Regions from separate parts of the Homo sapiens genome. Here regions 1 and 2 are each linked to region 3. Evidence: chromatin contacts called from ENCODE POLR2A ChIA-PET data. All regions are on one chromosome and are shown on one strand. The core of a region is the stretch at or near the end of the contact, and the rest is flanking DNA. Distances in the headings are between cores, read along the strand shown.

Evidence for each region. ChIA-PET counts read pairs that join two places held with the same protein, here RNA polymerase II (POLR2A).
Region 1: POLR2A ChIA-PET joins it to region 3 with 10 read pairs in activated CD4-positive, alpha-beta memory T cell. The contact joins the enhancer-like site here to the promoter of ARMC2-AS1 in region 3. POLR2A ChIA-PET finds 5 or more read pairs at or near these places in 8 of 52 experiments (K562, OCI-LY7, Panc1 and 4 more).
Region 2: POLR2A ChIA-PET joins it to region 3 with 12 read pairs in AG04450. The contact joins the enhancer-like site here to the promoter of ARMC2-AS1 in region 3. POLR2A ChIA-PET finds 5 or more read pairs at or near these places in 2 of 52 experiments (AG04450 and activated T-cell).

What each region holds. Positions count from the first base shown.
Region 1 is chr6:109,035,319-109,038,018 of GRCh38, forward strand. All of the region lies in intron 1 of SESN1 (sestrin 1), which reads right to left. It also overlaps a transcript of ARMC2 not described here. Among named protein-coding and RNA genes, the nearest start is that of SESN1, 58 kb to the right of the region's middle. Within about 2 kb of position 1,398, at least 3 of the 41 ENCODE cell types and tissues checked have a DNase peak (open chromatin) inside an H3K27ac peak, as active enhancers do.
Region 2 is chr6:108,797,482-108,800,181 of GRCh38, forward strand. No RefSeq gene overlaps it. Among named protein-coding and RNA genes, the nearest start is that of LINC00222, 47 kb to the left of the region's middle. Within about 2 kb of position 1,275, at least 11 of the 41 ENCODE cell types and tissues checked have a DNase peak (open chromatin) inside an H3K27ac peak, as active enhancers do.
Region 3 is chr6:108,922,713-108,925,412 of GRCh38, forward strand. ARMC2-AS1 (ARMC2 antisense RNA 1) reads right to left here and starts at 1,391. Exons shown (of 3, transcript NR_104137.1): 1 at 1,349-1,391; 2 at 263-332. All of the region lies in intron 10 of ARMC2 (armadillo repeat containing 2), which reads left to right.

The sequences.
Region 1 (2,700 bases), core at 148-2,647, 110 kb after region 3:
AGTCAGGTATTTTAAGAAATGTACATTAAATTTTCCTCTGTTAATTTGTACACTACACCTCTGTGGTCCCAAATTTTCTTATAGGATTGAAGTAAAAGACTGAGTATAAAAGGTCGGGAGAAAGCTGACATATGGAGTAGGTAGGAAGAACCTTAGTACTGGAAATATAGGAAATAAGGTGTTCAGGACTCTTGGGGACAAAGGCAAAGATGTGACTACCCGGCAGAGGGAAAAAAAAAAAGGAAAAGGAAAAGAACACAGTCACTGACTCTTACTGGGCTTCATGTAGCCTTAGAACCTCTGTCACTTTTTTTGAGAAGGGGTCTCACTCTGTTGCCCAGGCTCAGTCATAATGCACTGCTGCCTCAAATTCCTGGGCTTAAGTGATCCTCCCACCTTAGCCTCCCCAGTAGCTGGGACTACAGGTGCATGCCACCACACCCAGCTAATTTATTTCTATTTTTATTTTTGTAGAGATGGAGTCTTGCTATGTTACTTAGGCTGGTCTCAAACTCCTGGCCTCAAGTGATCCTCCTGCCTCAGCCTCCTGAAGTGCTGGGATTACAGACGTGACCACTGCACCACTATCACATATTAATGATTAATAGGGACAAGCTCATTACTAAACTTCTGTAACTCCCAGAGCATAGTAATTGCCCTCCTTATTGTATCTGCCCTTTGTATTATTAAAATCAAAGACTTTCAGAAACCCTCAAGACTCCCCACCATTCTTTTCCAATTCTAGGCCCCATTCAGAATTTCCACCCTCTTCTAGCCTCTTATTAGGACCTTTTCCTACCAAGGTACACTTAGGAAAGAGAGGAGTCATCAGAATGGGGAGGGAGGGAGTGTTGTTGGAATTCTCAGTTAAAATTTAGTTTTTTTCATAGAAACATTGCTAAAATAGAATCTAAATGTCATTACTGCTTCCAGCTTTATAGTTCAGCAAACCTATGCAGTTAAAATCAGCTTTTGTGGGTTGGCTTTACGATTTGTCTGAGTGAAAAAGTAAGTTCAGAGTTTCAAATAATTAATATGAATTTTAACTTTAGACTGTAGTCCTTTTGTGAGGAATGGAAAGCTTAACCATCATTCTTTGCCTAATAAAAGATGGCATGGCACTAATATTGTTACACACTTGGCTCCAGGAGAATGAAAAAGAAACAAACCAGTTTCTGATGCTGGGATCTAGTGTTTTTTGTTTGTTTTTATCTGAGGTTTGAGGGAAAGTGTATTTATCAAATACTACTAAACCAGCTTAACTGTGACAAGTAGTTCTTAATACACTATAATATGATATGATAAAAAAAATTTTTTTTAGGTTGTGGTTTTTAACACTTCACAAGTAGTTTCTTTTCCTGTTAACTTTCAGACAACTCTGCTTAAGCCTAAGCTAAATACCTGGAGGAAGTGCTACCACAATTTTAGCTTTCTTGTTTCCAGTGGCGCTATTATTCTCACCTGTTCCCCATTAGTAGAGTATCATATGTTCACTTACAGCTCTCTTTCTAGCCTAATAAAAATGCTCTTAAAATAATTACAGTAAAATAATAAAACAGTCGTAAATCTGAGAGAGACAAATAGGCATACTGCCCCATCAGTACTAACAAAAAGGTTTACAGATGTTTAAAAACTTTCTTTGGCTTTGGTTCAGCACCTCAGTTAGGAAACTTACCGATCAAGGTCCCTTGTCTTTTTCTACAGGGCCCCCGCCCATAATGTGCTGCCAAAATATAGCTGTTATATTCCTGATACAGCATAAAAAGGCATGAAAACTTTCTAAGTAGTAAAGACAATCTTTCCCTCCCCAATGGGCCATAAGTCCAGAAAAACAAGTTACCTCACTTATGAACCACGCTATTTAAGACTCTGTGATGCAACAATATTGCACTACTATTTTCTATTAAAATGTACTTTTCAAATCAAAATCTTAGCTAAAATGTCCATTAAGGTTATAAAAATTTTGTTTTTTCTCTTATCCTTTTAAATTGGAATTTAGGGCACAGAAAAGAAGTATGTTTTTATTTCACCTAGGAAACATTATTAGGCCGTAGAAACCATAACACTCCACTAATTAGTATCTTTGCAGAGCAATAATTAAAGCAACCTTAATTCACGGGGATGATTCTGAAATACACCAAGATGTTAAAATTCCCTCCATTACACAATGCAATTATTAATATATTCAGCATCTAGTCCAATGTGATGTAATAATTACAGAATTTCAGAGCTAAAACAATTATAAGTTGGGTGAAGCTAGAATAGATTTGGAGCATCTAAGTATTAATACTTTAATTCTATAGATGAAGAAATTGAGAACCAGAGGCAAAATATATGGTTTTAATGTTGAAATATTTATCATATTATAGTTTTTAGAAACTTGGACAATCATCAATAAAATCAAGGCTGGCCTTATGATTTACTAGAGTATATGGCTGCTTGCTTGGTATAATTTCAGAAGCGCTATTATAAAAAAAAAAGGCATAGAAACTTGTCACCCAGATTCTTCCTCAGAGATAAAAATAGTAAAATGATACCTAGTCATCTTCCATTTACATATTTAGTTGATGTTCAACGATGCCTATAATTCTATAAGCTGACTAATTCCATTATCTTTTGTTAAAATGCAAGTACCCTGAAAAATAGAAAAATCATTAAGCAATATAATGGATTCAAACCTTAGGTAGGCATTTAAGGTCA
Region 2 (2,700 bases), core at 25-2,524, 130 kb before region 3:
CTTGGTAACTTTCAGCCTATTATTTGTGTAAATGGCTCTCTAGTGCTTTTAGATTTACTTAATTAAAATTCTAGAATGATGTGATTCCAGTGGGTTACATTAGTCTCACCCTTAACTTCTTCAGTCATTTTTGTCTTCTAGCCTTTTTCTTTGCAAGAGTTCTTATTGAAGACAACAGCTTAGCAGACTTCTCAACTCATAATTCATTACTTAAAAGTTAAAATAATTAAAAGCGTTTGTTGTGGAGCATAGTGGAGTTAAACTCAGCTTGATATTCATGCAACATTGCACTGCCGCAAGAATGTAGCTAACATATCCTTAAAATGAAAAGGGAAAGGTTGCAGTTCCCAGAGATTTTCTACCCATCTTTTGAGCTGAAATCATTTCATAAGTTAACCACTGAGTTTGAATGTATCATCTAGTTATAGTTTAATAGGAGGGAACAAAGGATGCACATTATCTTTTCCCTTTATACCCAGGACATAGTAAGATTCACACAACACAACTCATTGCCCAGGCATGCAAGTATTCCCATGCATGAACAGACCTCCTGTGCCTCTACGTTTTTCCCTCCCTTAGTGACAGAAAATTCACTGGACTCCAGCAAGCGCTGAGCTCTGGCAGCCATTGGCCCCAGAGCTCTACTAGGTAGAGGCTAGCTACGGAGGTGGCCAGTCCGGTGGTTTGTGTCCAGGAGAACATGGCACAGTTAGCTATTTAAATCCAACCAGGATGATGTAAGCGAGCGGGCTGAAAGAGTTAGGCGAAAGGTGAAAGGAAAGGAGAAATCTTGTCAGGCTGCATTATTTACAGTGAGCTGGGCTGAGACTAACATGCCGGCCACCTGTACACTGAGCCAAACTCCTGGCACCTCCATGCTGCCTCCTCGCAGCCCTCGAGAAAGGAGGAATCACTGCAGAAAATTATCTGATGCTAAATTATGTGGGGAGAGGGAATGGTGTAATTTTTAATATGATTTTTTTAACTGGAAGAGCAGGTCTCTCTACTTAGATAAAAACACACAGACCTGCTCTGGTTTGCAAATTACTGGAGTGTCACAGCAAAGCTGGGCTCTCTGTCTCTCTTGCTGATAAGAGAATAGTGTTTACTCTTGCCTCTGTGGTCCTAATAATCCTGAGTGAAACTTTGTAAAATGAGTTCTTGTTTTGCAGGACGAGCAAATGTTCAGGCTCAGGAAATGATGCTAAAGACACTTTGAAAAATGTAAGATGGGCTTGACACAGCATTGGCACAGGATACGTGACAGGAAGCAGCGTGGGGAGCGGTGATAACAGTCCCTGCGGCAGGCAGAGAGCTGGTTTCACACTCCAGCCTGGGTTCCCGCAGCAGGAGCGGGCTCAGTGCACTGAGGCGAGAGCCTTGTTGCACTGCAGAATGAGGGAGGAAATCTGGCTGTGCTCCTAGGGGCCTGGGTTGGGGGAGGCCTGAAGAAGCAGGAGAGGGCCCCGAGAGCACCTTCTTACCAGTGAGGGCTTGACATTCACCTGCACACACACCGCACTTTTAAAAATCGTGTTGGCTTTGGTTGGTTTTGGCCCTGCTCACACTACTTTTCCAAAGCACCTCCTGTTGACGAAGCTGGCTTTGGGACAAGAGAGGATGCATTTGTCCTTAGGGTCTCTCAGGGACAGGCCACGCAACACCACATACACAGGTGCTCAGTAAGAATTAGATGGAGCGGACAATGCTGATTACTGTTAATGACGGGGTAAGTTAATAAAGGCAAGATGCCTGTTTCCGGGCAAATCCGCCCCAGTGCGATGGAACCTGCAGCTGATCTGCTTAGGAGGGTGGCTTTTCTTCCAGATGGCCGTGGCCTTTGTGTCAGGGAAGGGCTTTTTTTTCCATGCATGGTGCACTCTGGTTGTGATGCAGATTAGAAATTCATTTTCATTTGCCACTCTTAAAAAAAATAAACATTCTGGGCGCATGAAAGGGAGCTTTTGAACCCCAAGAGTGTGCTGTGTGTTTGATTGCGTGCGGCGGGACCCTCTCCTAGATCATTAGCAAGTGCGCCTGGCTCTGCGGCTTTATTCGGGCTTCAGCCCTGGCGTCATTCCGACAGCTCTGTTCTTAAAGATGAACTCCCATGCACCCAGTAACTTGCTGTAGAGACCAGAGGGGAAAACTTGATGATATGGATTTACAACAATTATTTTACTAGGTTTGTGTTTCTCCTGCACTATATTCTTCTTTCAAAGAGTCAGAAGGGAGAGATTGATGCCTATTTGCCATTGTTTCTTTAAAGTTGTCATTGCTGGTGTAACTTTGATGAATACTGGAAAGCAGAACTATTCAAACTGTGTGAGTTCTGAAGGGGTCACCAAATTTAAATGATACAAAAGGACCAGCACAGGCAATGAAGTGACAGGGATAGCATGGAGGATAATTCCACAGTATTGCAAAACCAACAGATAGCATCTCATCTCTGTTGAGCACAGCCAGGCATAGGAAGATAGCAATCTTTATCTAGGTATAGAGATGATTCTTGCTTCCAGGTGCTTAAAATCAAGTGAGAGAAACAGACATGTATACAAAGAACTCTAAGACAAGGCACACATGTGACCAAAGTGAAGTGTAAACCCAACACTGCACGCATGCTGAAAAAGTATGACTTGTTCTGGTGGGTGAGGCCCCTCAGTTGAACTTGGATGAATGAGGAGGACCTCAACAGGCAGA
Region 3 (2,700 bases), core at 141-2,640:
GGGTAGCTTTGCCAAGTCTCCAGGTGTTTTCCCTGACTGAGGGTGGTACCTGTTATGATCAAATAATTTGGGGAACATGGAAAGAAGCTTTCTCAGAAAAGTGAGCACCAGAAAGTTGTCAAGTGTAGCTCAGTCATTTTTCAGTAGTAGATTGGTAACCAGAAGCAAAATGGAATGTTTCTTCCTGGGTATTTACCAAAACCTTAGGTCCCCTTTTGTCCTAAACATCACCTAACAATTGCTAATAAGCAAGGAAACTTACATTTGTATTAGTCCTCTTTGTGGATTATCAGTGTCATTTTCTTCTCTTTTTTCTTCTTCCTATGGGCTGCCTTCAGGATTGCAAGTCCCACAGGATTGCAAGTTAAGAGATGGGGGAAAAGATAGGAATTAAAACTTGTGTTTTTCAGTGTGCTATTTCTTGGTGAAATGCTACTTAAGAGGTTGAGAATTTCTCTACTAAGTCCTTTAGAGACTAAACAAGACTTTTTTTAAGTAAGGGATTTGAGGTGGTTTGAAAGATTATATACAATAAAAAAGAAAAATGTGTGTTTAAGTTTGTGCATTTATAGATAATATAAATTAGAATAGAAAGTTAAGAAAGAAATGGATGCACACCTCCAAGCATGAAGCTTGGGCTTTGGTTAACTCCTGCTTTGGGGGAGGGCCCAGTGGGTGGGCTTTTCTTGAGGGTGGGAAATAAAGACCCTGCTGTAGAGCACAGAACTCATTGATAATTTTCACAGATTTATCTCTGTTCAACTGAGAGTTCTTGTTTTCTTTTTTTTAATTTTCACTTGTATATAATGAATTCAAAAGTAGGAGCAAAATTCAGTTAAATGGGTTGACTTGGAACTTGCCTTTACTGTGACCACATGATTTAGCTAGACTCTCCTCCCCACACCCTTTTTTTTTTTTTTTTCCTGCATTTTTTCCAGAAAAGGCCACTGGTCTGAGCATTCAGGGCCCCACCATCATCCCACAGTGAGATTGGTGGCTCTCAGAGGTTGGTGACAAGTCTCTCAAGATACAGGGCCTTCAGAGCTGCATCTGCGTGGTGGCCTTTTCCTGATCCTTCTCCCTCAGGGTTTTAGGCCCTGGTTCACCCAGGCCTCTGCTAAGCTCCCGCACTTTCTTGCCAGAGGTGTCTTAAAGGGAAAAACCTCTCTTTTGTCGCTCCTGTCCCTTCTTTCTTTCTTCCCCCTCCTCATTCCCCTCCTCCTTCCCCTTCTCATTCACTCTTCCAGCCCTCCAGTAGCTGAACATTTAAGAGCTTTTTATGAGCACATTTGTTGTCCTCTGAATAGAAAGAGGAATAAGAAGTGGTTTGTACCCTAGAGGAGCTCACCATGGGAGAGAAGATGCCTGAAGACAAGTGACAATGCTTCTGTGATGGGGGTTGTAGAGGCAGGAACAGGATGCTTTGGTAACACGGAAGAGGAAGGAGAGGAAGTGACTGATCAGCCTCGGAAAGGACTTCACAGAGAAGTTATCTTGAGCTGGGTTTTGAAAAATGAGCAGGAGGCCGGGCGCGGTGGATCATGTCTGTGATCCCAGCACTTTGGGAGGCCGAGGCGGGCGGATCACTTGAGGTCAGGAGTTCAAGACCAGCCTGGCCAACATGGCAAAACCCTGTCTCTACTAAAAATACAAAAATTAGCAGGGTGTGGTGGTGCTTGCCTGTAATCCCAGCTACTCGGGAGGCTGAGGCAGGAGAATCGCTTGAACCCAGGAGGCGGAGGTTGCAGTGAGCCGAGATCGAGACTCTGTCTCGAAAAAGAAAAAAGAAAAAAATGAGCAGGAGATGGCCCGGGGGAGAAGGGGTGGCAAAGTGTAATCGAGGGCACTCTGGGCGGAGGAAGCCGCCTATTCAAAGGCATGGCGTCATGAAGGGTTGAGGACCTCATGTGGTGCAGAGTCTGAAAGATGGCCAGGGTGGTGCCGAGGCAAAGGAGATGAGTTTGGAGGGATAAACCACACTTCAGAGACTGAGGAACCTTTAGGCTATGGGTGCTACTGGCTGGGCCGGAAGTCGCAGGAGGCCTTTGAGCAGGGAAGGCGGAGCTTTGAGATGCCCCCTCTGGCAGCAGTGAGCAGCTATGGGGGCAAACTGTGGAAGGAGCCCATCCAGGGGGCTGTAGAGTTTGGGTAAGAGATGAAGTGAGCTTAAACTGAACCAGTGACGCTGGTGATGGAGAGAAGGGGTGAACGTGTGACCAGTCAGGTGGGGAAAGGGGTGGGGCCCGGGAGTTTAGGAGCTTGGGAAGGAGCTGCTGTCAGAAATGAGATAGGCTAGAGAACAAATACACAGAGGCTGGTCCCCTTCCAGAGAGTTCATTTTTCTTTCATCCGTTATTTTTTATTCTGTGATGGATGGGGGTTATAGAGGCAGGAACAGGATGCTTTGTTAACACGGAAGAGGAAGCGACTGATCGGCCTCTGAAAGGTCTTAAACATAGACAAGTTAGCCTGAGCTGGGTAACTACAGAGTCCATTTTTCTTTCATCCATTATTTTTTACTCCTCTGCTTTCAAAAAAAATCTTAAAATCTGTCTACCTCAGAGATATTGTCTGCTTAGCCCATGGTGTTCTGATATCCCAGTCTTTCCTTTGTAGATGTCCACCCCTTCATTCATTCCATTAATAAATGCCTATTGAGCGCCCACCATGTACCAGGCACTGGACTTGGAGCTGGATGTA